Regions from separate parts of the Mus musculus genome. Here all the other regions are linked to region 1. A link is a loop called in an ENCODE intact Hi-C map of the cell type or tissue named here. Cell type or tissue: left cerebral cortex. All regions are shown on one strand. Region 1 has its middle 14 kb from the start of Gm22546. Region 2 overlaps Epm2a (epilepsy, progressive myoclonic epilepsy, type 2 gene alpha). Region 3 has its middle 140 kb from the start of Gm22546.

Evidence for each region. A loop is a pair of places that touch in the nucleus more often than their neighbours do. Peaks named below come from ENCODE experiments on the same cell type or tissue, not always from the same donor. Only the 100,000 strongest peaks of a DNase experiment are listed, where the experiment ranks them.
Region 2: it touches region 1 in a loop (16-fold over the local background); 2 of 42 quality-filtered maps call a loop at or near these places.
Region 3: it touches region 1 in a loop (7-fold over the local background); 2 of 42 quality-filtered maps call a loop at or near these places.

What each region holds. Positions count from the first base shown.
Region 1 is chr10:11,657,514-11,665,513 of GRCm38, forward strand. No RefSeq gene overlaps it. Among named protein-coding and RNA genes, the nearest start is that of Gm22546, 14 kb to the left of the region's middle. In left cerebral cortex, a CTCF peak has its summit at 3,113; DNase peaks (open chromatin) are centred at 2,744, 3,053, 4,356 and 6,729; H3K27ac peaks cover 791 bases.
Region 2 is chr10:11,447,361-11,455,360 of GRCm38, forward strand. Epm2a (epilepsy, progressive myoclonic epilepsy, type 2 gene alpha) reads left to right here. Exons shown (of 4, transcript NM_010146.2): 3 at 1,282-1,523. Among named protein-coding and RNA genes, the nearest start is that of Epm2a, 110 kb to the left of the region's middle. In left cerebral cortex, a CTCF peak has its summit at 2,722 (motif pointing right); DNase peaks (open chromatin) are centred at 2,758, 3,575, 3,979, 4,378 and 3 more places; H3K4me3 peaks cover 372 bases; H3K27ac peaks cover 597 bases.
Region 3 is chr10:11,783,607-11,791,606 of GRCm38, forward strand. No RefSeq gene overlaps it. Among named protein-coding and RNA genes, the nearest start is that of Gm22546, 140 kb to the left of the region's middle. In left cerebral cortex, no CTCF peak of the experiment used is centred here; a DNase peak (open chromatin) is centred at 3,846; H3K27ac peaks cover 515 bases.

The DNA.
Region 1 (8,000 bases):
TTAAGTGAGTTATTAAAGTCTTTCTTAATATCCTCTACCATCATCATGAGATATACTTTTAAATCCTGGTCTAGCTTTTCGGGTGTGTTGGGGTGAGATGGGAGTGCTGCATTCTGATGATGGTGAGTGGTCTTTCTTTCTGTTAGTAAGATTTTTACGTTTGCCTCTTTCCATCTGGTAATCTCTGGAGTTAGTTGTTATAGTTGTCTCTGGTTAGAGATTGTTCTAGTAGTGATTCTGTTAGCGTCTATCATCAGACCTGGGAGACTAACTCTCTCCTTTGAGTTTCAGTGGTCAGAGCATTCTCTGCAGGCAAGCTCTCCTCTTACAGGGAAGGTGCACAGATATCTGGCATTCGGACTTCCCTCCTGGCAGAAGATGAAGGCCTGAAACAGGACCTGTCCCAGAAGCTGTGTTGCTTCGGCCTGTCACAGAAGCTGTTAGCTTCTGTAGTGTACCCTCTCACCTTCACAGACTAGTCTCTGAGGGATCCAGGTACCAAGATGGCTCCCCTAAGTGCTCTGGCAAAGCCTTCCCGGGCTGGGCAGACACCTCTCCTCTGGCAGGACAGGTGCTGGGATGTCTGGAGCCTGAAAAGGGGTCTGTCTCATAAGCTGTCCTCTAGAGACCTTAGTTTTGTCTGCCTACTCTGTGCCCAGGTGACCCAGTTCTGGCGCCGACTGGAAGGGACTTGTGACCCTGGTCAGGCAGGGTTTTCTGCTTCCCTAATGCTATCTCATGTCCCTCGAGATTGGATTGGAACAGAAGTTGTGTTCCACTCACTGGTGGTCCTAAGATCACGTGGAGTGTCCTCTAGGGAACCTTGGGCGTGTCTGTTGACTCCATGCCCAAGGTGACCTCTCCTGTATTCTTATATTGCTAGATATTACTTTTTATTTTTTTATCATCTTGATTCATGATGTAATGATTACTTAGTGCCTAAGACTTTTGTTATATTTTCAATTCTGCCTCCAGTGGCATGCTGTAAATAAAGTAATTTTTTACATTATAGGATAAGGCTGTTGAATAATTCAAATGAAAAATTCTTCTGAAGGTAACCTAATAATTTATATGGTAAAATTAATTATAATAATGATAAAATATTATATCTTGACACTATAAGGAATTCATTTTTAAATATCTTATGCCACATTCCATTGTCACAGAAATCAAAGTGTGCCTTCTGTGGCAAATTTCACCCTCTGCCATCTGTCTTATTTTCTCTCATTCTTTGGTAGTAGATCTTTTGCTGTAGGTAACCATAAACTCTTCGAGCGATCACATCATAGGGGAGAGCAAAGCCAGCATGCTTCCGTGAGATATGACCCAGTGGCTTCCGTGAGATATGACCCAGTGGCTTCCTGACAAGGTAGCTTCCTCCTAGTAATTTTAACTTACTACACATGTGAATATTTGTCTTTAGAGATATACAGTAATTTAGAATGTTTAAAAATCAAGGTCATGATTACATTTCAATCAACCACTGTTTTCATGAATTCACCTATTCCAAGAAAACATACTAATAGACAAGAATCATAATATTTATAAATTTTATTACTTAAAAACTATATTGATTAATCTTTGAGCTATGTATATGATCCTACAATGGTAACTGGCTGAATGTTGTTTTATATCAATCCATTTATTAATTTTAGATAAGCAGAATTACACAATTAAGACCTAATGATGTTGTGGGATATTTTATCACACTGTGAGCTCTGAGATTGTGTTATTTACTAGGAAAAAAAACCCTGTTTTTAGTCTTGGTATCGTTCAGTCTTTAGCTAATATCTTTAATTCCCCTGGCTGTAATGCAGACACATCCTTAGTACAATGAAGGTAAAGTTGGTTTGTAAAAGGAAGCACTCATGTTTGAAAGTGATGTTTAACTGAGTGGCAGACAAAGCGATGAATCAAAGAAAGATTTGACAGAATAGGGTATGCTCAACTCTCACAAGAAGAGAGAGGAAAGAGCGGCAACATAAGAGGGAGCCGGGTAAAAGGAGAAAGGAAAGAGACAGTTTTTCTGAGACAGTTATAGAGAGATAAGTTGTAGAGAGAGACAAGCAAGGCGCAGGTGAGGACAGAATGAACTGGAGAATGAAAAAGAGATGATTAGGACACATTGCCAATGTTATTATAAGGCCAAGCAGAGCAATTCAGTCAGAGTACAAGAAAGAAGTCAGGTTGAATCAGTCAACTTGAGGAAGAGTTTGAGCCAGAACGGCTGAGTTGACCAGACAGCTAGAATTCAAAAGGAGCTACAAAGGGTGAGCTTATTCAGCAGTAAATCTCAGAGACTGAAAATATTCTAAGCCTAGATAGATTGTATGGAGGCTATAAACTTCTTGTTTGCAATAGATGGTAATTAACAGACACCTCACTGGTCAAACTGCAGAGAATAAGAGACTATGGAAGATCAGCCCTAAGCCAGACATCTATATCATATCCTGTCTTAGTCAGGGTTTCTATTCCTGTACAATCATCATGACCTAAAAGCAAGTTGTGCAGAAAAGGATTTATTCAGCTTACACTTCCACATTGCTGTTCATCACCAAAGGAAGTCAGGGCTGGAACTCAAGCAGGTCAGGAAGCAGGACCTGATGCAGAGGCTATGGAGGGATGTTACTGGTTTGCTTCCCCTGGCTTGCTCAGCTTGCTCTCTTATAGAATCTAAGACTAGCAGCCCAGGGATGACACCACCCACAGTGTGCCCTCCCACCCTTGATTACTAATTGAGGAAATGCCTCACAGATGGGTCTCAGGAAGGCATTTCCTCAAGGGAGGCTCCTTCTCTGTGATAACTCCAAATTGTTTAAAGTTGACACAAAACCAGCCAGTACATATCCCTTCTTTCCAAGGCTCAGAAATCTTTGCATACAAAGTGAGAGAAAGATTTTGAGAACCATAGGCACTACCCACGAGTAGGTAACTGTTTTTTGTATACAGCAGCTGTATGTATGAATTCATAGCAGTTGAGATGGCACACAGAAAAACTGTGTAGGCTCAGGGCAGACAAAATTCCAGCATGGAGTGTGGAGGTAGGCTTGAAGTCCACACCTCACTAAAGAGGTGTTGGCAGTTTGCTGCTGGGAAAGGAGAGAGCCAGTTCTATTTAAGAGTACAGCTCCTGGTGGTGAAGTTCACTCATCTAAGACCATCTGGCTATGACAAACTACACTGGGTGGATTTGTAAAAAGAACACAAAATTGGGTGGATAGGGAAGCTTGGGATGAATCTGGAAGCTGTTGAGGGAATGAAGAATTTCATCAAAATGCATTGAATGAAATTCTCAAAGAATAATCCAAAACAAGAAAATATACTTTTAAAGTAAATATGAGATTTCATTATTTTCTACTTTATAGGAAAATGGAACAACAGATGTGATAGAAATAATAACTTTGGTTTCATAATAGCATTAAATGAAATTTCTGTTAAAAATCTCAATTTTGATAGTTATAGTTATTATAAATAAGGAGTAAGGGAAAATTATTGCTTCATGGCTGCAACTTATCCTTGGATAGTTAAGAAAAGTGATTTGTATAAATAGGTACAAATATATTCACATATATGTGTGTGAGTACTACATACATGGAATGAAGGGGAAAGAGAAGAAAAATTGTAAAGTGTCAATATTTGGGAGAATTTGTCTTAATTCTTTGTAATATTCTTTCAATGCTTATCAGAATCTCAAATAATTTCAAAATAAAAACCTCACAGAAACAATAAATGAACTAGAAAAAATTCTTCCATCTGGAAAATTTTCTGTACTCATTATGTGTAGTAATTTTAAATACTATATAAATTTAATAATTTTGGTTTAAAGGAGAAGTGGAGTGGAGCTTTTTTCTAAATTTTGTGCTTTCTTGAATATGAAAACATCACTATGAAAGGTTTAAATGAGATACATATAGCTAAAGCTGAAGTTATTTGCCTCTTCACTTGTAATCTGTGCTCTGCTGATTAATTATACATACAGAAGCCTAATAGTACACATTCATAATAAATATTGCTTACTATGAGTCTGCATTAGTATTTGTTCTAGCCAATATAACAATCATTTACCCAAATGCTGTAAGATCCAAGATGCTAATTTCTTACTGCTTTCCACATCAATTTGTATGAAACAATATATTAATAGTCATGGTTGATGTAGACTGCTCACTGGTTTTCATCAAGTATTTCCCATTTTCTGGGAATGACAGACATGACAGATAGACGACATTGTTTAGTTTCAAGGTGCTTTCCTAAGATAGAATAATAAAGGAAGTTAGAGCAAAGCTGGCACGGGGCCAGGCTTTCAATAGGTTGTCATGCTCCTCCTTCCAGATGGGGAGAAGGGCACAGCTGATCCGGAGGTGGAGTGAAAGCAAGCGAGCCTGTGGGCACCTCCTTGCCATCAGCCTCCCCAGCTGTCATCTCAGCTGCAGGACAGTCAGATATAAGGGGACATGCAGTCATTTAGAGGACACTTCTCCCAGGCTAATCTCAGGATGCCTTTGGAAAGGTGCATAACTCCTGAAGCTGGAAGACCATGTGCTGTGTGGCAGATGGCCACCCTGAGAGGTGAGGGACTTGGCTGTGTTCGGTCTGGCAACCATGGGTGGCACAGAGGTGCTTTATATCAGCAGACTTCCCCCTTCTCTCTCATCATCTCCTTAATTTACTTGACATTCAATGATTTCAACCATCTTAAGTAACCTCATACCCATCTACAGAGTTCTAAAGGATTAGCCATGTACTTTCTACCGTTAGGTTTTTTAAAATTTACCTGTATTCAAGGCTGGGTTTGTTTTCATGCTTAGGAATGAGTTCTTTGATGTTCCATTAAAGAACAAAATAATCTGTCTCCTGGTGTTTGAAGTAAATCCTTTTATATGCCAGCCACCTTAGTTCAATTTCTAACTCTTCATTCTGCTCCAGTCCCAACATTTTGGACAAGTTTTTAAACTCATTTATCCAAGCCCCGTATCTATCAAACAATAGTAATAAAACCTCCAACTTATGCTCCTCCCTGTAGTAGGTCTCGGACTGAATATCGTAGATAACTCAGAAGGAAAAAACAACAATGTAGCAATTTAATAATTTTAATACCTTTATCATATCACAAAGCATTTGGGTGATAGGTAGATGGATAATGACTGGCACAGAATCACACAGGAAGGAAGAACCCATTCTCTTGGCAAAATTATACAGTAGTGTTCCCACTTAGCAAGACAATCATAGCTGCCATTTCTCCTTTCTTACTTCTCTTTATCACATAATATGTACTAATAGGAAGATCTCTGGCTAGTTGCAGCCACGTGGGAAGTTATTCTCCCAAGCATAGAACAGAGTTGTGCTTTGGGACAGATGAGTCCCCAGTTACAGAAACTTTATATAATTACACACCAGTTGGAATGGAGGACAAAGTCATTGAATTCCAGATGGCCACCAAATACTACTGACAGGAAAGACTAGGTAAATAATTGGAATAACAAAAAAGGACAACAGTTCAAAAAATCTGTAGCCATTTTAGGCGATTTCACCTTGTCCAATCCATGTTCACTCAGGCTGTGCATTGCATGACCTGGGGAATCCTTAGAAATATAATTAGATCTATAATTTGGACATTAGGAAAAATTGGATTTTTTTTTTCTGTTTGTTCCAAATTGATTTGACCATGAGGACTTCGGTGGGTTTTGTAATGACTCTATAATATTAGAAGTCTGAGTCTTTACATCACTAAACCATTACATTTATGCATGCAAATGTTTGTGGTTAATACCACAGTGTCCAGTATGTGGAGTATTGGATAAGTAGTAGCTATTGTTATTACAAAAACCACATCGATCATTCACTGTTTTCACACTCAGTGAAGGCGGTATGCTTTGCTGTTCTCTCCTGTTTCATGTCTGTTAGCATTTTTACAAAGAATGGTGTATATGCATTTTCTGTATTTCTCAGCCTAATTAGACTTGAGGGTATTTGAGGGAAGACAGAAGCTCATCAATGCAAACTGCAAGCAAGTAACTTTTGAAGACAGGTTTTGAGGTCTTTGCTTGACTCTGCTATAGTTGAAGGTCATTTTCTCCCTAGCCAGAGAGAAAATTATTGTCATTGATTATCTTTGTAAGAAGGAGACTTGGGATCAAGGGGGATAGGCTCAGAAACATGTCGCACATCTGCAAATCTCAGGAGACAGAGGTTCACATGAATACGTTTAGGAGAGGGCTCATAAGAACTACCAATAAGGTAGCAATTCTTCCCCTTGTTTATGCTTTTGCCTCCTGAGGAGCCTGGTAATATTTCTGCACCCTTTGGTGCAGATCAAGAGGGAGACTAAGAGGACATAATACTTAATGCCCTTGCTGATGGGTAACTGCTTAATGTGTGCATTAGATATTCAGATAAATAACCAGCTACCCACACTGCCCAGATCGTTTGGCTGAAATGATAACTTTTACGTTGTTTCTCATTACAGTTTTCCTACCTCCATTGGGATTATGACATTAAAACAGAAGTCATGGAAAAATCAAACAGAAAATGATTTGCATGTTTTGGAATCGAGACTCTGTCATGCTTATTTATTTACTTCACTCAAAGGGCTTTGATGAGGAATGTTTTGATGCCTACGCCTCTGAAGAGTTGCAGCCTCACATAAATGATTGTTCTACAGCTTTCAAGAGAATCCCGTCACCATGTCTCACAAGTTCTTTCTACCCGGCTCTAATTACACAGATTGTTATATAAACAGATGTCTGATACACCAAAGTCTACTTCACTTGGGAACTATAATTATTCTGAGTTCATATGCCAGTGGGCTAAAAGAAGCCTCTTTTGATATCATCAAGAAACATTTTTATTCAGTATGAATGTGTACAGAAAAGGCAGCCATCAATCAGTCTCCCTTGACTTCAAGCTCCAAGGAACAGAGAGAAAAGAGAGAGAGGGAGAGAGAGAGAGGGAGAGAGAGAGAGAGAGAGAGAGAGAGAGAGAGAGAGAGAGAGAGAGAGAGAGAGAGAGAGAGAGGAGATAGGAAGGGAGGAAGGAAGGGAGGGAGGGAGGGAGGGAGGGAAAGAGGGAGGGAGGGAAGGAGGGAGGGAAGGAGGGAGGGAGGGAAGGAGGGAGGGAGGGAGGGAGGGAGGGAGGGAGGGAGAGCATGAGAACAACAGGCCTCAGACCCATCCTGCATGTAACTCTTTATCTTAGCTAAATGAATTCTTTCTCTGAAGGTACTTACTTCTGTTCCCCTACAACCACAAGATGATAGTATATTAAAAAGCCTCACCTATGTAGTACTTTATTTGATCTGTTTAAAGCAGAGAATAATTTGATACAGTTTAAGCTATGGTCTTCCACAGGTTGACCTACAGGAAGTAGGTTTTTTAAACTTATTTATTTTAAACTCCAGATTTTATTCCCCTCCTGGTCCACCTTCTGACTGTTCTATATCCCATACCACCTCCCCACCCCCTGTCTCCATGAGGATGTCCCCACCCCTACCCCCACCTCACCAGACCTCTAAACTCACTGAGACTTCCAGTCTCTTGAGAGTTAGGTTCATTTCTCTGACAAAACCCATACCCTGCAGTCCTCTGCTGTATCAGCCTTGTATCAGCTGGTGTATGCTGCCTGGTTGGTGTTTCAGTGTCTGAGAGATCTCAGGGTCCAGGTTAATTGAGACTGCTGGTTCTCCTACAGGTTCACCCTCCTCCTCTGCTTTCCCCAGCTTTCCCTAATTCAACTACAGGGGCCAGCAGCTTCTGTCCATTGGTTGGGTGCAAATATCTGCATCTGACCCTTTCAGCTGCTTGTTGGGTCTTTTGGATGGCAGTCATGGTAGAAACAGAAAGAACACTACCTAATTCATTCTATGAAGCCACAATTACACTGATACCTAAACCACACAAGGACTCAACCAAAAAAGAGAACTTCAGACCAATCATGCTTATGAATATTGATGCAAAAACAAAATAAAATTATTGCAAACTGAATCCAAGAATACATCAAAACTATCA
Region 2 (8,000 bases), 210 kb before region 1:
TTAAAGAAAACTGGTGAACTAAATGGAGAGCCCTTTAAGTGACCTTTGATCAACATATAGAAAAATGTTTGGGGCTAATGGACTTAAACTTGGTTTTGAGTTTATTTAACAGAAGTTTTCTGTTTCCCAAGTTTAGCTTGTTTTACAGGCCTTATACTGCTGGAAGAATTTTATGTAGTGATAAAGAATGATGGCTGTATTTTAGTATTTTTTTTTAATTTTGAAATTTGAGATGATTGTAGGTGGTTTCACATTTAATGTGTTTAGAATGAATTGATAGATTTTTTTTTTAAAGCTTAGATTCACTTCTTTTTTTTTGTTTATCTGTTTTATTTTCTTTTTTCCATTTTTTATTAGGTATTTAGCTCATTTACATTTCCAATGCTATACCAAAAGTCCCCCATACCCACCCACCGCCACTCCCCTACCCACCCACTCCCCCTTTTTGGCCCTGGCGTTCCCCTGTACTGGGGCATATAAAGTTTGCAAGTCCAATGGGCCTCTCTTTCCAATGATGGCTGACTAGGCCATCTTTTGATATATATGCAGCTAGAGTCAAGAGCTCAGGGGTACTGGTTATTTCATAATGTTGTTCCACCTATAGGGTTGCAGATCCCTTTAGCTCCTTGGGTACTTTCTCTAGCTCCTCCATTGGGAGCCCTGTGATCCATCCATTAGCTGACTGTGAGCATCCACTTCTGTGTTTGCTAGGCCCCGGCATAGTCTCACAAGAGACAGCTACATCTGGGTCCTTTCAATAAAATCTTGCTAGTGTATGCAATGGTGTCAGCATTTGGATGCTGATTATGGGGTGGATCCCTGGATATGGCAGTCTCTACATGGTCCATCCTTTCATCTCAGCTCCAAACTTTGACTCTGTAACTCCTTCCAAGGGTGTTTTGTTCCCAATTCTAAGGAGGGGCATAGTGTCCACACTTCAGTCTTCATTCTTCTTGAGTTTCATGTGTTTAGCAAATTGTGAATTGATAGATTTTGTGTAACATTCATAGAGCACATACAACATGTTGAGTTTATTTTCATATGTTCCTAGATTTAGTTTCTATGTCCACTTCCTGTTGTGCTTGTTGATATCATAATAAGTTTTCCTGAAGCAGTAAAACAAGTAGTTTTAAAAACTAGTATTATTTCTTATATACTTAAAAAAAATCCAGCCTTATCAGATTGGAAGATGAATTGTACTTCAATAGCATATGTTGTATGCAGATGCTGAGAACTCAAGTTAGAACCTTAGTAATGGTTGACCCCGTATGTTCTTTCTAGAATTCTACCAAATATCTGGCTGGGTAGCTGCCCTCGCCAACTGGAACATGTGACCATCAAACTGAAGCATGAACTGGGAGTTACAGCTGTCATGAATTTCCAGACTGAATGGGATATCATCCAGAATTCTTCAGGCTGCAACCGCTACCCTGAACCCATGACTCCAGACACCATGATGAAGCTGTATAAGGAAGAAGGCTTGTCCTACATCTGGATGCCCACTCCAGACATGAGCACTGAGGGTAAGGGCCAGAAGTAGCACTCGGATTCCTTGCTGAATTTGCTTCAGGGACCTGTTTGTCTTCCTCTCATCTATAACTGAATGTCTAAACTCTGAATTATAAAAGTGGAATCAACATAGGGATTTAGATTTAATATGCATTTAGACACTTTGACAGGATTCTGTTTAACGTGGCTTCATATATATGTGTGTATGGAGCATACAGTCCCTAAGGGATGGCAAGTCTTAATGAATGAACTAAAGTAGGGGTTTAAAAGCACAATGGGTTGGTTATAAAGACAGACAGATATTTTGGGGAGCTTGCGTAGATAATCTAGAAAGGCTTTTGAGGCCGTGATGCCTGAGGTACTGGGGAGTGGCTTTGCAGTGACTGGGGAGAGGGCACGAGGAAGAGGAGAGGATGGAAGAAATAGCGATGTAGAAGAATCTCTATGCCCTGATAGGATGTGGCACCTTGTAGGAACTGAAAGACCAGTGTGGCTAAAGAACTGAGAATATGAAAATACCCCCAGGACTTGAGCTACAGTAGCAAACGATGTTACATTGTCAGAATAGCTTCAGCAGGGAAAAAGGTGGGAAGCCGGGGAGGGTGGAGGTCCTTTTTGTTTTAGTTTGTTTACCAAAAGTATATCTATTGCTGCAGGAACAGCTTGCAGCTGGGTCTGGGAGTCCAGTGAGGTGGGTGTAGTAAGATGGGTAATAATCTGGAAGGTGAGGCCCTGGGCTGTGGGGAGGAGCATGGTAGTTAGTGAGGCAGCACTGACTGGGCAAGCATGCGAGACCAGTCTTTATGAATGGGTTATGCGGTCGGGTACAGCTGGGGAAGCAGGTGACTAAGTCATAGATGTGACATAGTATGTAAGCGGCAGTAAGGTAAGTTCAGAACCAATTACAGCGCAGAGAAGAGTGGACAATGAATGATGTGATGTGCTCTGGAGATTATGGCTTGTCTCTGACGGGGGCAGATAGGCAGACTACACGATTTCCGGGGCGTTTGAAGTGGGCCTGGCTTGGATGGGAGATGTGGGCAGAGAGAGGAAAATGAGAGGGCAAGGAGGAGCACAGACGAAGGCGCAGAAGCTCGGGCTTGTAGAAGAGCCGGCTATAGATGCAATAGACAGTTGCTGAAAAGCAGGTCTAACTTTTCCTTCCGGTAAAAGAGCCACCTCTCTACGACAGTATTAGTAACGTGTCAGCAGGGGGCAGCAGAGAGCTGTAGAGTGCATGGGTTTGGGGCGTTTGAAGATTTGCTCTTCTGGGTAAGAATGGCATTGAAGCCAGGCCAGGAAGCTCGAAAACGTTTCTCCCCATCCAGCTCTCTCTCGGTGTAATGCATGCTACGTCTCCACCCCTCTCATGAACGAAATGGATTAACTCGTCAGCTTCAGGGAAGATTCTAGGCAGACATTGTAGTCACCCCATTTTGCAGAGGAAAAGACAGGTACAAAATGGTTATGTAACTTAAGACTGAAATGTGGAAAGACATTCCACATTTCAGGGGTGTCATTCTGTGTCACAGAACTGCTCCCAAAGCCAGGCTGCGAAGCCGCAACTGCGCGTTTCTTTGTACGCTTCAGGCAGAGTCCCCAGACCCACGTAATTTCTGTTCTTTGTGTTCATGATTAGTTGCAAAGCTACGAACTGAGGGGACATAGCTTATCTCCCAGAAACCAGAGGTCTGTAAAACAGAACATCTTGAGGACCATAGGAAACCCATGTCACTGGCCACCTTGACACTTCAAAGACATCAGGTGGAATTTAAGGCATTTTCTTGAGGCTAAACCCCAAACCAGACAGAGTTTATATCAGCAGAGAGAAGGACAGCTTAGCTCTCTGGAGATCGTCTGTCTGGTTTTAAGACAGTCAAAGAATTGTTCGAGCCTTCAACTGTAGCACAGAGATTTTGATTTGGCGTCTATGGTTCTAATTCCACAGCATCATTGCCCACCTGGGTAAACAGGAGGGGACAGGCAGGCAGGGAGCAGTTGAGCCATTAATTCTGCTACTCCACCCTCCCCTTCCCATGCTCTGCTAACTGAAGGGTCCCAGGTCTAAAAGGGAATTTTCTCAGTAGTTTGGTTTCATCTTTCTGCTGGGAGCCATTGTAGTTGTATTCAAAGCATGGTTGTGGGGGGGTCACTGGGTCACCAGGTCAGGGTGTCTATGGCTATCTCCAATGCAGAGCTATCATAGCAACAGGAAGAGAGCCAAGAAGCCCACAACTGCCATAGCACAAACACTGACACCGAATAAAAGATTTGGTTCAGTTGGACCTTGACAGGTTATCAAAGAGTTAACCATTTCAGAGTGGCAGGGTGACTTTCTTCCAACAGATTAATCTATGTAGCTTATAATTATAGACCAATGCACATATAGATTCCCCCACCCGAGTATTTTTAGAACACCAGGGGGAGGGGGGTGGGATCTGTCTGGAAGCATTCTGAGCTGCTGCATAATGCTGTCAGGTGAAGTCTGGAAGGAGAGTCTGTTAGACTCAATTGTCATAGAGCGGCTGCAGTCAATTGTCCTATCGATCCTTCCTGTTGTACACTTTGTCATATAAGGACGACTAGCTTAGATATCTTCCTTTTCAGTTCTCCTTTTTAAAAAATGGCTCCTCTCTTTCACCTGGGGAATGAAAAAAAAAATCTCCAAGTCAAAGGAATAAACTGCGTTTGCTCATTAAACCCCCCTTCTCAGGGGGAAGTTCCATTGAGTGCTGCTCTCTGCTCTGTTCCTGTAACAGCTTAGCTCTTTCCTTCCCAGTGAGTTCTAAGATTCTGGGTGTTGCTTTGCTACCACGCTTCAGTCATTCTCTCACTCAGCAGACTCAGTTCATCTCTGCCTTTCTGCCATAACACTGACCTGGCAGTGCCTAAATACCTGGCAGGCTGGAGCCTGGTCGGCCTTGGGTAGCTTGTAGACGGGTCTATTCCTGTACTGGCCATCCAGGGATGGGATCTCTACTAACTAGATTATAATAGACTGTAAGATTAGTCACAAGCTTTAAAAAATATCTTATTACTTCTCTGAGAGTTTCATAAAATGTGTTTTGAACACACTCATCCACATGCCTCCCTGTAATTCCTTCTAGGTCCATCCTGCACCCTGGACTTCCGGTACCCTGCCCACTTTGTATTCTCTTTGTGTTTGTTTTGTAAATAAATCATGGTGTCCACTTTGTGCTGCCTATATGGTACAGGGCCATCCTCTGCAGCATGGTCAACCGACTGGAGACACTTTTGCAAAGAAAAGTGGCTCTCCCTGCTTAGAGCTGTCAAGTACCCATAGCCTTCAGTTAGGGGTGAGAGTTCTTTATGTTTCTACCAAAAGATGTTACAGATAGGATAGACCCTCATCTATCCATCTTGTTAAAGGTGGAAAACAAGACTTTCCAAGTGAAGTGCCAGTGTGCAGTTATGTATCGCCCCAGAGTAGGACAGGGAAGATGCACATGTATGCTGTGGACCTCTTCCTTGGCCAACCGTAGACAAAGCAAAGCAGCCCTGGAGAGGGTCTTGACCTCCCTTACCTCAGGCTCTAAAGAGTCGGGTGTTAAAAAGCTCTTCCGTTTCTAATAACCTTGGCTTGTTCAATCCCTGCTTCCCTTTCAGGGAGCTTTAGTTATCCCAGACTTAGATTAGCCTCTAGCAGGATAGGAGCAAAAGGTAGAACAGAGAATTCTAACATGTCAGATCAAACAAGTGAGATTGCCGTTCAGTTGTTAGGGAGGTATCTAATGCTTGTTGAGTGAGCATCTATGCCCAGTGCTTGTTTTAAATTCCAAGGACAGAAACACAGATGGTGGAGTGTTTTGCTTGACCTACATAAGGTTTACAATTTTTTTTTCAATTTAGTTAGCTGCATTTAAAATCTGGAATATTTTCCATAAAAAAAGAATCTGGGAACTGAGGAGATTGCTCAGCAGTTAAGAGTACTTGCTGCTCCTGCAGAGGACTCAGGCCGGCTTCCCAGCACCCACATGGTAGCTTGCAGCATGTAACTCCAGTTTCAGGGGATTCCACACCCTCTTCTGGTCTCTACCAGCATAGGACACATGTGTGTAAATGGAGAGAAACAATCGGTCTCCCTCCCTCCCTCCCTCCCTCCCTCCCTCCCTCCCTCCCTCCCTCCCTCCCTCCCTCCCTCTCTCCTTTCTTTCTTTCTTTGCCTTTTTTTTCTGTACTATTTAAGGCTGGAAACTTACCAAATTAATGCACGCATGCACTCACTCACTCACTCATTCACGCACTCATGCATAACTCACACAAAACTCAAGCATACACAGACTAAACCTGCCTTTTGGTGCTCTGGCTGGCATGGACTCTCTTGTACACTGCGGATCCTCCTTTCATTCCTTGGTGACTCAGGCTGTCTGCATGGGGGCCTTCGATGCACCAGGAAGACACTGCCGTCTCACAGGATCGCAGCCACTTAGAGGGACTTGTAAGAACACAGACTGAGATGAAGCAGAAGGTACCAGCAACCAAGCCAGCAACCAAGTGGATGGGGCAGGGGCACAGCACAGGGGCTAAGGTCCCAGCTTTGGAGTCAGACTGGCTGCAACGGAGTAGCCTCTTACAGATTTAATTGGAATGGATTAAAGTTCTCAGTTCCTTCATGGAAAAGTTGAGGATAAGAGATAACACCTGCTATAGGATTCTCCCAGATAGCCAAGACTTCTTCTCTAACTCCTAAGCTGTGGTCTTGCTTCTTTATTTATTGAAAGTAGATTTTTTTCATACAATATATTCAATTATGGGTTCCCCTACCCTGTTAAACTACCCCCCCACCTACCCAAACTCACAATCTTTCTCTCTTTCTCATTAGAAAAGAAACAGGAATCCAAACAAATAAAAGAACACAAAACAAACGAACAAGAATAGGACAAAACAAATAGGGAGAAAAGGCAGAGAAAAAAAGCACAAGAAATGCATGCAGACACAGGGACACACGTATTTGCACACAGAGAGAATGCATAGAAAAAAGACAAAACTGAAATCCGTAATATGTAAGCAAAGGTTCTGTAGGGTAAAAAGCAAACAGACAAACAACAAACAAACATCTCCTACAGTGTCACTGAGTTGGCTGAGCATGGGGGCTATCCTTAAGAGTGGTTTGGATACCCAGTGAGACTCCATCAGAGAAAAGTAATGGTTTTCTTTGGGAGCATTTATCAATTGGAGATAGATTCTGGGATAAGGTTGGGGTCTTGTGTCCACTTCTCTCAACACTGGAACCCCATCTGGGTTGGACCAGTACAGGCCCTGTGCATGCTGCCACAGTCTCAGAGGCTTCCTGTGTCTGTCAGTCCTGTGTCTGTAAGGGCTTGCTGGATGGCTTGTTTTCCATCCCCATGGCCTCCTGCAGTCTTTCTACCCATTTGATCCTCCTGTTCTAATCCCCTGTCCCCTCTATCCTCAGCTATCTATTCTCATTCTCCTTCCTAGGGAGATCCTTGCTTCCCCAACTAGTCCCTTCCTCTACACCTATCCTCTGTGGCTCTATAGATTGTAGCCCTGTATCCTGCTTTTCAAAAACTCAAGAGCTCACATTCACATATAAGAGAATATATACCATGCATACCATATTTTTCTTTTTGGGTCTGGATTACCTCACTCAGGATGATTTTTTTTTCTTCTATTTCCATCCACCTACCTAGGAATTTCACCATTTTCTTTTTAACAGCTAAATAATATTTCATGTGTGTTATTTCATTTTCTTTATGCATTTCTTCATTGGCTGACATCTAGGCTGGTTTTAGTTTCTAGCTCTCATGGACAGAGCAGCAGTGAACAAGCTTGAGCAAGTGCCTCTGTGGTAGGATATAGAGTCCTGTGGGTGTGTGCCCAAGGGTGGTGTAGCTGGATCTTGAGGTAGATCTAGTCCCAGCTTCCTGAGGAGCCTCCTCACTGATTTCCATAGCGGGGTGGGCCGGGTCCTTGTTTCATGAATGACCTTTCTGCAGGTGGAAAGGAAAGGGGGAGTGTGTATCAGTACATCATCCAAGCGGTTGGAACACATATGTCCTTGAGGCTCCTCTGTCTGCAGAGGTCATCGTGAAAGAAATATGGCAGACTGCTCATGAGACACTGAGCCCTTCAGCTTCCACTGCAAACAGCCACTCTGGTCTCTTTATGGACTAGGGATTTAATTTAAAAAGTATATGTAAGATATTCATGTTTAATTCCTGACATGACAACTATTGCAGGGAACTTGTTCAGGGGACCAGAACAGGAAGAAGCCATGATTCCAAAATTATCAGGAGGTTTCTCTTCACTCCAGAAGCTGTGCACACATTTCACAGTGATGGGGCAGATCGTGCCCTTAGCATAGTCACTCCAATGCACCTTAGATGTTTGCCACCTCTGATCTTGAGGTAAATGGTGGATATGTCACATTGAGATCACCACTAGGAACCCACTGGCTTCTGGGTAGGGAGTGCCACCCAGAGGGCCCCCTGTGTAATTGTGTGGCA
Region 3 (8,000 bases), 130 kb after region 1:
GGTAAGTAGATGTTAATTAATTCCTCTCCAAGAATATTGTCACACACATCTATCCCATAGACTAATGGAGGAATGTTATGACCTGTAGCCTCCCCTCCCCCAGCCTTAATGGTTTCACTGTTTACACCTGGAAGGAGCTTGCCGGCTCAATCGTTCTGCCACGCCCACTGCTGGAACCTGCAGCTTTGCTGTTCGGAGCCATATACTGGTCACCCTGCTACTGGACTCGAATATTATTTGGCAGGAATCGGACCCCTCCCCCTTCCTTCATAACTGAGTGCCGGAATAGTAAAAATTGAACCTTGAGCAGAGACCTTTGTCTTGGTTCCTTCCTTATCTCGCGCAGCCCAGTCCCTCTTCTCTTCCAGGTTTCCAAAATGCCATTCCAGGCTAGAACCCAGGCTGTGATCTGCTGGCCGGGCACAACGATGACCTTTACCATTTCTGTAACAAAATATGTTCTTTAAACATAAAATAGAAAAGGGTTTATTTCTTTCATAGATTTAAAAGTTTTAGTTCAACATAGTGGGGATAACATGTAGAGGAACTAACCTACTTTGCACACTAAGATAGGTTAGTTAGTAAGGTAGGTAAGGTAGTGTACTACCAGACATGCCAGAAGCAAAAGGGAGATGTAGTGTATACTGATCAGGGAAGACATAGCTGCCAAGCTCCTACTAACCTCCTAGTGATCTATCACTTCCAACCAGGTTCTCATCTTCCATATTTCCTCCACATCCCCCAAGCGTATTCAGATTTTGAATCTATCATAGGCTAATTCATTTATAAAGTCAGAATCTTTAACATTCACCAATACACCCAGCATATACTCTACTATACTTTAGACATTTTTCAATCCAGCCAAGAGTAACCATTCCAGAAGGCAATGTTATTTTGACACTAAGTGGTTACAAGGAGCCATTAGATAGAGAAGTTAGAGCTGCCATTATGTTTTGGCTCACACAGTGGCACTACTGAAAGCAGGATGGCAAGAAAACAGGAGCAGGAACACTGAAGAAAGGAAGTAGCAACTGATACATTAAGTTCTCAGAGGATAGGGAGTGCTCAACAGAAGAGGGAAGGGGAGGTTGGTTAATATTTTAAAAAAAGCTGCATTTCAAGAATTTCTCGTTGAAAGACAATTTTACTAATCTATTTATGGTGTGTGTGTGTGTGTGTGTGTAAATATATAAGGTTCCTTTTGTTAGCCAGTTGAAAATGCGTAACAAACTCCCTAATTAAGCAGACAGGAGATTTATCTCTTGATGACAGAGTCTATTGGCAGGTACATGAGTGATCTAGTTCTAATCTTTAATTACAACAAACATGGGAAGAAAATGAAAGGTATTGTCATAATTAGGGTTCCTGTTGTTGTTGTTGTTGATGATGATGATGATGAAACATTATGATGAGTAGCAACTTGAGGAAGAAAGGTTTTATTTGGCTTACATACCTTAAAACACACAGAGAGAAATCAATGCAGGTATTCAAACTGGGTAGGAATCTGGAGGCAGGAGTTGTTGCAGAGGCTGTGGAGGGGTGAGTAGTGTTTACTGGTTCACTCATCATGGTTTACTCAGTGTAAATTTTTAAGGAATCCAGGACCACAAGTCCAGGGTGGGCACCACCCAAAATAAGCTGGGTCTTCCCCCACCAACCATTAAGAAAATGCCCTACAGGAGAGGCACGTTCTCAGTTGAAGTTCCATTCTTCACATGACTTTAGCTTGTGTTGAGTTGACAGAGAACTAGTCAGTATAGACACTATCCAGAAGAGAGAGGGTGAAGAACAAAGGGAGTATTCCCAAATATGCCCATATCAACCACTGCAAGTTCTTGTTACAATGAAAACATTTGGAATAAATGTAGGAACCAGGCCTAGAGTGTAATCTCTCATGTGCTCAAATAGAATCAAAGGTATTCCATGACCTATGTCATGTCTCCAAGTGAAATGAAAATATTGACTCTAACCTCTAAGGTCTGAAGACACAGATATATAGAAAATAATAAAAAAAAAATTAGATCACATGGATACACAGCAAATAATACATTTAAGAGAAATACCCAACTGCTTGTCTGATTGAATCTTCATGGAATGCCAATGAATTTTGTTAAATGGAAAAGGACAATTAGGAACCATGTATTTGCCTTTTAATTTAGTGTAAGCACAAGAGAAAATGCATAGTCGTTTGATAATTGCTTAATATTTATTTTCCAAGTCAAATCTTTAATTTAAGTGGTAGCCAGTTTGTTCTGTGTTTCACTGAGATAGAATGCCTATTTTTAGAGACACCAATTAAGATTTGCTCCTGAGCTTCATAGGTTTGATTTTTTTCCCTGCTCTGATTAACAAATAGTGACGTGAAAGAGCCACTTATTTGGACAGGAGAAGTTGACTTAAGAGATGAAGCCAGCACTTACTCATAGAATAGCCTAAAAACTAATTGATCTTTTGGTAGAAGATCTGATGCACAAAGTACTTTTATTGGAGAGACAGTCTGAAGAATAATGATTAAAGATAAATGGGTCACAAAGTTTATAGCTTGGTTTCTTGTTCTATAATATATTTTTTAAAGAGGAAGAATTTTTAATTTAAAAAAATCTAATTTTTTATCTTTCTAAATTACTTTCCTATCTTAAAAGTGAACTGTCTTATTTGAATTATTAATTACATTGTCTGTGTTCACTTGAGTTTTTATAGAAATATTTTATAGTTATCGAAATAACTAGCATTTTAAATGTCTTTACAATATGTCAAAACTAAAGAATTTCTTTTTCAGTCAATACCTTACTGTGGTTCACCTGGGAGAAGGTAAAATTTTGTGTCTGGGGAAACAATATTTTCTAGCCATGAACTTTAGCTTGGTCATAATTGTCCTCTGGGGGACATCAGAATATTCTAACTAAAAGCTTCCCTGATGTGGACTTAGTTGGCTCAGAAGCTGAAAAAAAAAATGTAAACACCAAGTCTGAAAAAATAAGCAGAAGGAAAAATGAACTAACCTCACAGGAAAGATGAAACCCTGGAGCAGCTTGGAGTCTGATTGAAGAGCCAAGATAATGAAAATGACTCTGCTTTTATTGGTCCCTGTAGGGCATGATCATGTGGTGGGAAATCCTGCCTGAGGTCTAAGGAGAAGAACTAAGGGATAATTGAATTGCCCTTGACAGTAGCTTTAGAAAACCTGAATAGATCTTCCACATATAGCCATCTAAAAATACCGGTCTCTTTGATGATGGAGGGCCCAATGTTAATTGTTTCCTATCTAGTCATTTCATTTATTAGTTCTTAGTAAAACCAAAGAGCTGTCATACAATCAAATTTGTATGAAGGGCTCCTATCAGGCACCGAAGTCACTGCCTTTTTGAGCTCTAAATGAAAAATAAACTGTCTTCAAGACCCTTTGCAGTGAGAACTGTGCTGGCAATGGAGCTTATTTTATGAAAACATCTACTCAGAGAAATGCTATTTCTTTTATAAGGAGTCCCCATCCCTTCACTTCCAGGCCTGTGATGGGTTTTAGAACATAATACTTCAAAAGCTTAAGCTGAAGGACTTTGAGACTATTTCAAAAGCAAGAGGTTCTTGTCTTTCTGTTGAAGTTGATCACACAGTCTTCCTGAGCAAGTTGCTATCACCACTCCCAAGAGAAAAGAATGTCCTTCCCCTGAGTTGAGCCAACATGATCAGTCAGGTTTATTTCCCCTAGTTTATAACCATTGGACCATCTTCTTTCATGGTGTCTTGTGCCTCCAGAATTGTCTACTTCTGTGCCTCCACCCACCCCCAGCCTTGAGCTGAGTGAACAAGCCTCTAACACTAGAGCCAGGCATCTGGCCTTGCTACTTTTACATCTTCCTGCCAGAGAACTGAGAACTGCCTGCCCACTGAGCTGCTGGAGAACCTATTTGCAACTCAATCCAGCTGAAACAAGCAACAGAACCCAGCCCTGGGTTTTCCCATATAAATTCAGAGCTGTTTATGAAATTTTGAGCCTTGATCAGAGAACTTTGTCTTGGCTCCTTATTTCTCTCGAAGTCCTTCCCATCCACCCCCAGCTTTTCTTTCAGGAACCCAGTATCCTGTGGCTGCTGGCGGATACATACTTCTTATCAAATCTTGCATAAAAACACTCTGCTTTATTTGCATCTCAGAATTTTCATTTTACTATGTATTTTCTGTGCCATGTAAAGCACATATTAGTAACTTTTTGTGTACTTTCCCTCCCATCACACTGGAGTTGTAGCTGAGAACTCCCATCTTGATCTTCATGTAGATGGTAGAAAAAAAGAAACACTGGGAGTGGATTAGCCTTTTGAAATATCAGTGCCCACACCCAGTAACACACCTCCTTTAATAAGGTCATAACTCCTAATCCTTCCCAAACAGTTCCACCAACTGAGGAGCAAGTATTCAAAAACCTGAAGCTATAATGGTTATTCTTATTCAATCACTGCATGACACTTCTTGGTCCCCATAAGCTTGTGGACATATAATAATGCAAATTTTGCAGCCAGAAAAATAAGAGCAGCCCTACTTGCAGAGAGAACTGCTGAGGGGATTTGGTCTATCTTGTCCTTTTTATGCAGACCTGATAGATAAAGTCATTTGGGGGAGTATTACAGCCTGTGAATATATCCTGGTTTCCTGAAAGATGTCAAAAACTTCAAGCAACACTCTAAGGCTGACATTTTCCATTCTGTCTTTACTTTTTTTTTTCTTTTCCATTTTTTATTAGGTATTTATCTCATTTATATTTCCAATGCTATACCAAAAGTCCCCCATAGCCACCCACCCCCACTCCCCTACCCACCCACTCCCCCTTTTTGGCCCTGGCGTTCCCCTGTACTGGGTCATATAAAGTTTGCCTGTCCAATGGGCCTTTCTTTCCAGTGATGGCCGACTGGGCCATCTTTTGATACATATGCAGCTAGAGTCAAGAGCTCCAGGGTACTGGTTAGTTCATAATGTTGTTCCACCTATAGGGTTGCAGATCCCTTTAGCTCCTTGGGTACTTTTCTAGCTCCTCCATTGGGAGCCCTGTGATCCATCCATTAGCTGACTGTGAGCATCCACTTCTGTGTTTGCTAGGCCCCGGCATAGTCTCACAAGAGACAGCTACATCTGGGTCCTTTCGATAAAATCTTGCTAGTGTATGCAATGGTGTCAGCGTTTGGATGCTGATTATGGGGTGGATCCCTGGATATGGCAGTCTCTACATGGTCCATACTTTCATCTCAGCTCCAAACTTTGTCTCTGTAACTCCTATCAAGGGTGTTTTGTTCCCAATTCTAAGTAGGGGCATAGTGTCCACACTTCAGTCTTCATTTTTCTTGAGTTTCATGTGTTTAGGAAATTGTATCTTATATCTTGGGTATCCTAGGTTTTGGGCTAATATCCACTTATCAGTGAGTACATATTGTGTGAGTTCCTTTGTGAATGTGTTACCTCACTCAGAATGATGCCCTCCAGGTCCATCCATTTGGCTAGGAATTTCATAAATTCATTCTTTTTAATAGCTGAGTAGTACTCCATTGTGTAGATGTACCACATTTTCTGTATCCATTCCTCTGTTGAGGGGCATCTGGGTTCTTTCCAGCTTCTGGCTATTATAAGTAAGGCTGCTATGAACATAGTGGAGCATGTGTCCTTCTTACCAGTTGGGGCATCTTCTGGATATATGCCCAGGAGAGGTATTGCTGGATCCTCCGGTAGTACTATGTCCAATTTTCTGAGGAACCGCCAGAATGATTTCCAGAGTGGTTGTACAAGCCTGCAATCCCACCAACAATGGAGGAGTGTTCCTCTTTCTCCACATCCACGCCAGCATCTGCTGTCACCTGAATTTTTGATCTTAGCCATTCTGACTGGTGTGAGGTGGAATCTCAGGGTTGTTTTGATTTGCATTTCCCTGATGATTAAGGATGTTGAACATTTTTTCAGGTGCTTCTCTGCCATTCGGTATTCCTCAGGTGAGAATTCTTTGTTCAGTTCTGAGCCCCATTTTTTAATGGGGTTATTTGATTTTCTGAAGTCCACCGTCTTGAGTTCTTTATATATGTTGGATATTAGTCCCCTATCTGATTTAGGATAGGTAAAGATCCTTTCCCAATCTGTTGGTGGTCTTTTTGTCTTATTGACGGTGTCTTTTGCCTTGCAGAAACTTTGGAGTTTCATTAGGTCCCATTTGTCAATTCTCGATCTTACAGCACAAGCCATTGCTGCTCTGTTCAGGAATTTTTCCCCTGTGCCCATATCTTCAAGGCTTTTCCCCACTTTCTCCTCTATAAGTTTCAGTGTCTCTGGTTTTATGTGAAGTTCCTTGATCCACTTAGATTTGACCTTAGTACAAGGAGATAAGTATGGATCGATTCGCATTCTTCTACATGATAACAACCAGTTGTGCCAGCACCAATTGTTGAAAATGCTGTCTTTCTTCCACTGGATGGTTTTAGCTCCCTTGTAGAAGTTCAAATGACCATAGGTGTGTGGGTTCATTTCTGGGTCTTCAATTCTATTCCATTGGTCTACTTGTCTGTCGATATACCAGTACCATGCAGTTTTTATCACAATTGCTCTGTAGTAAAGCTTTAGGTCAGGCATGGTGATTCCACCAGAGGTTCTTTTATCCTTGAGAAGAGTTTTTGCTATCCTAGGTTTTTTGTTATTCCAGATGAATTTGCAAATTGCTCCTTCTAATTCGTTGAAGAATTGTGTTGGAATTTTGATGGGGATTGCATTGAATCTGTAGATTGCTTTTGGCAAGATAGCCATTTTTACAATGTTGATCCTGCCAATCCATGAGCATGGGAGATCTTTCCATCTTCTGAGATCTTCTTTAATTTCTTTCTTCAGAGACTTGAAGTTTTTATCATACAGATCTTTCACTTCCTTAGTTAGAGTCACGCCGAGATATTTTATATTATTTGTGACTATTGAAAAGGGTGTTGTTTCCCTAATTTCTTTCTCAGCCTGTTTATTCTTTGTATAGAGAAAGGCCATTGACTTGTTTGAGTTAATTTTATATCCAGCTACTTCACCGAAGCTGTTTATCAGGTTTAGGAGTTCTCTGGTGGAATTTTTAGGGTCACTTATATATACTATCATATCATCTGCAAAAAGTGATATTTTGAGTTCCTCTTTTCCAATTTGTATCCCCTTGATCTCCTTTTGTTGTCGAATTGCTCTGGCTAATACTTCAAGTACTATGTTGAAAAGGTAGGGTGAAAGTGGGCAGCCTTGTCTAGTCCCTGATTTTAGTGGGATTGCTTCCAGCTTCTCTCCATTTACTTTGATGTTGGCTACTGGTTTGCTGTAGATTGCTTTTATCATGTTTAGGTATGGGCCTTGAATTCCTGATCTTTCCAAAACTTTTATCATGAATGGGTGTTGGATCTTGTCAAATGCTTTTTCTTTGTCTAACGAGATGATCATGTGGTTTTTTTCTTTGAGTTTGTTTATATAATGAATTACATTGATGGATTTTCGTATATTAAAACATCCCTGCATCCCTGGAATAAAACCTACTTGGTCAGGATGGATGATTGCTTTAATGTGTTCTTGGATTCGGTTAGCGAGAATTTTATTAAGGATTTTTGCATCGATATTCATAAGAAAATTGGTCTGAAGTTCTCTATCTTTGTTGGATCTTTCTGTGGTTTAGGTATCAGAGTAATAGTGGCTTCATAAAATGAGTTGGGTAGAGTACCTTCTACTTCTATCTCGTGAAATAGTTTGTGCAGAACTGGAATTAGATCTTCTTTGAAGGTCTGATAGAACTCTGCACTAAACCCGTCTGGTCCTGGGCTTTTTTTGGCTGGGAGACTATTAATAACTGCTTCTATTTCTTTAGGGGATATGGGACTGTTTAGAAGGTCAACTTGATCTTGACTCAACTTAGGTACCTGGTATCTTTCCAGAAATTTGTCCATTTCATCCAGGTTTTCCAGTTTTGTTGAGTATAGCCTTTTGTAGAAGGATCTGATGGTGTTTTGGATTTC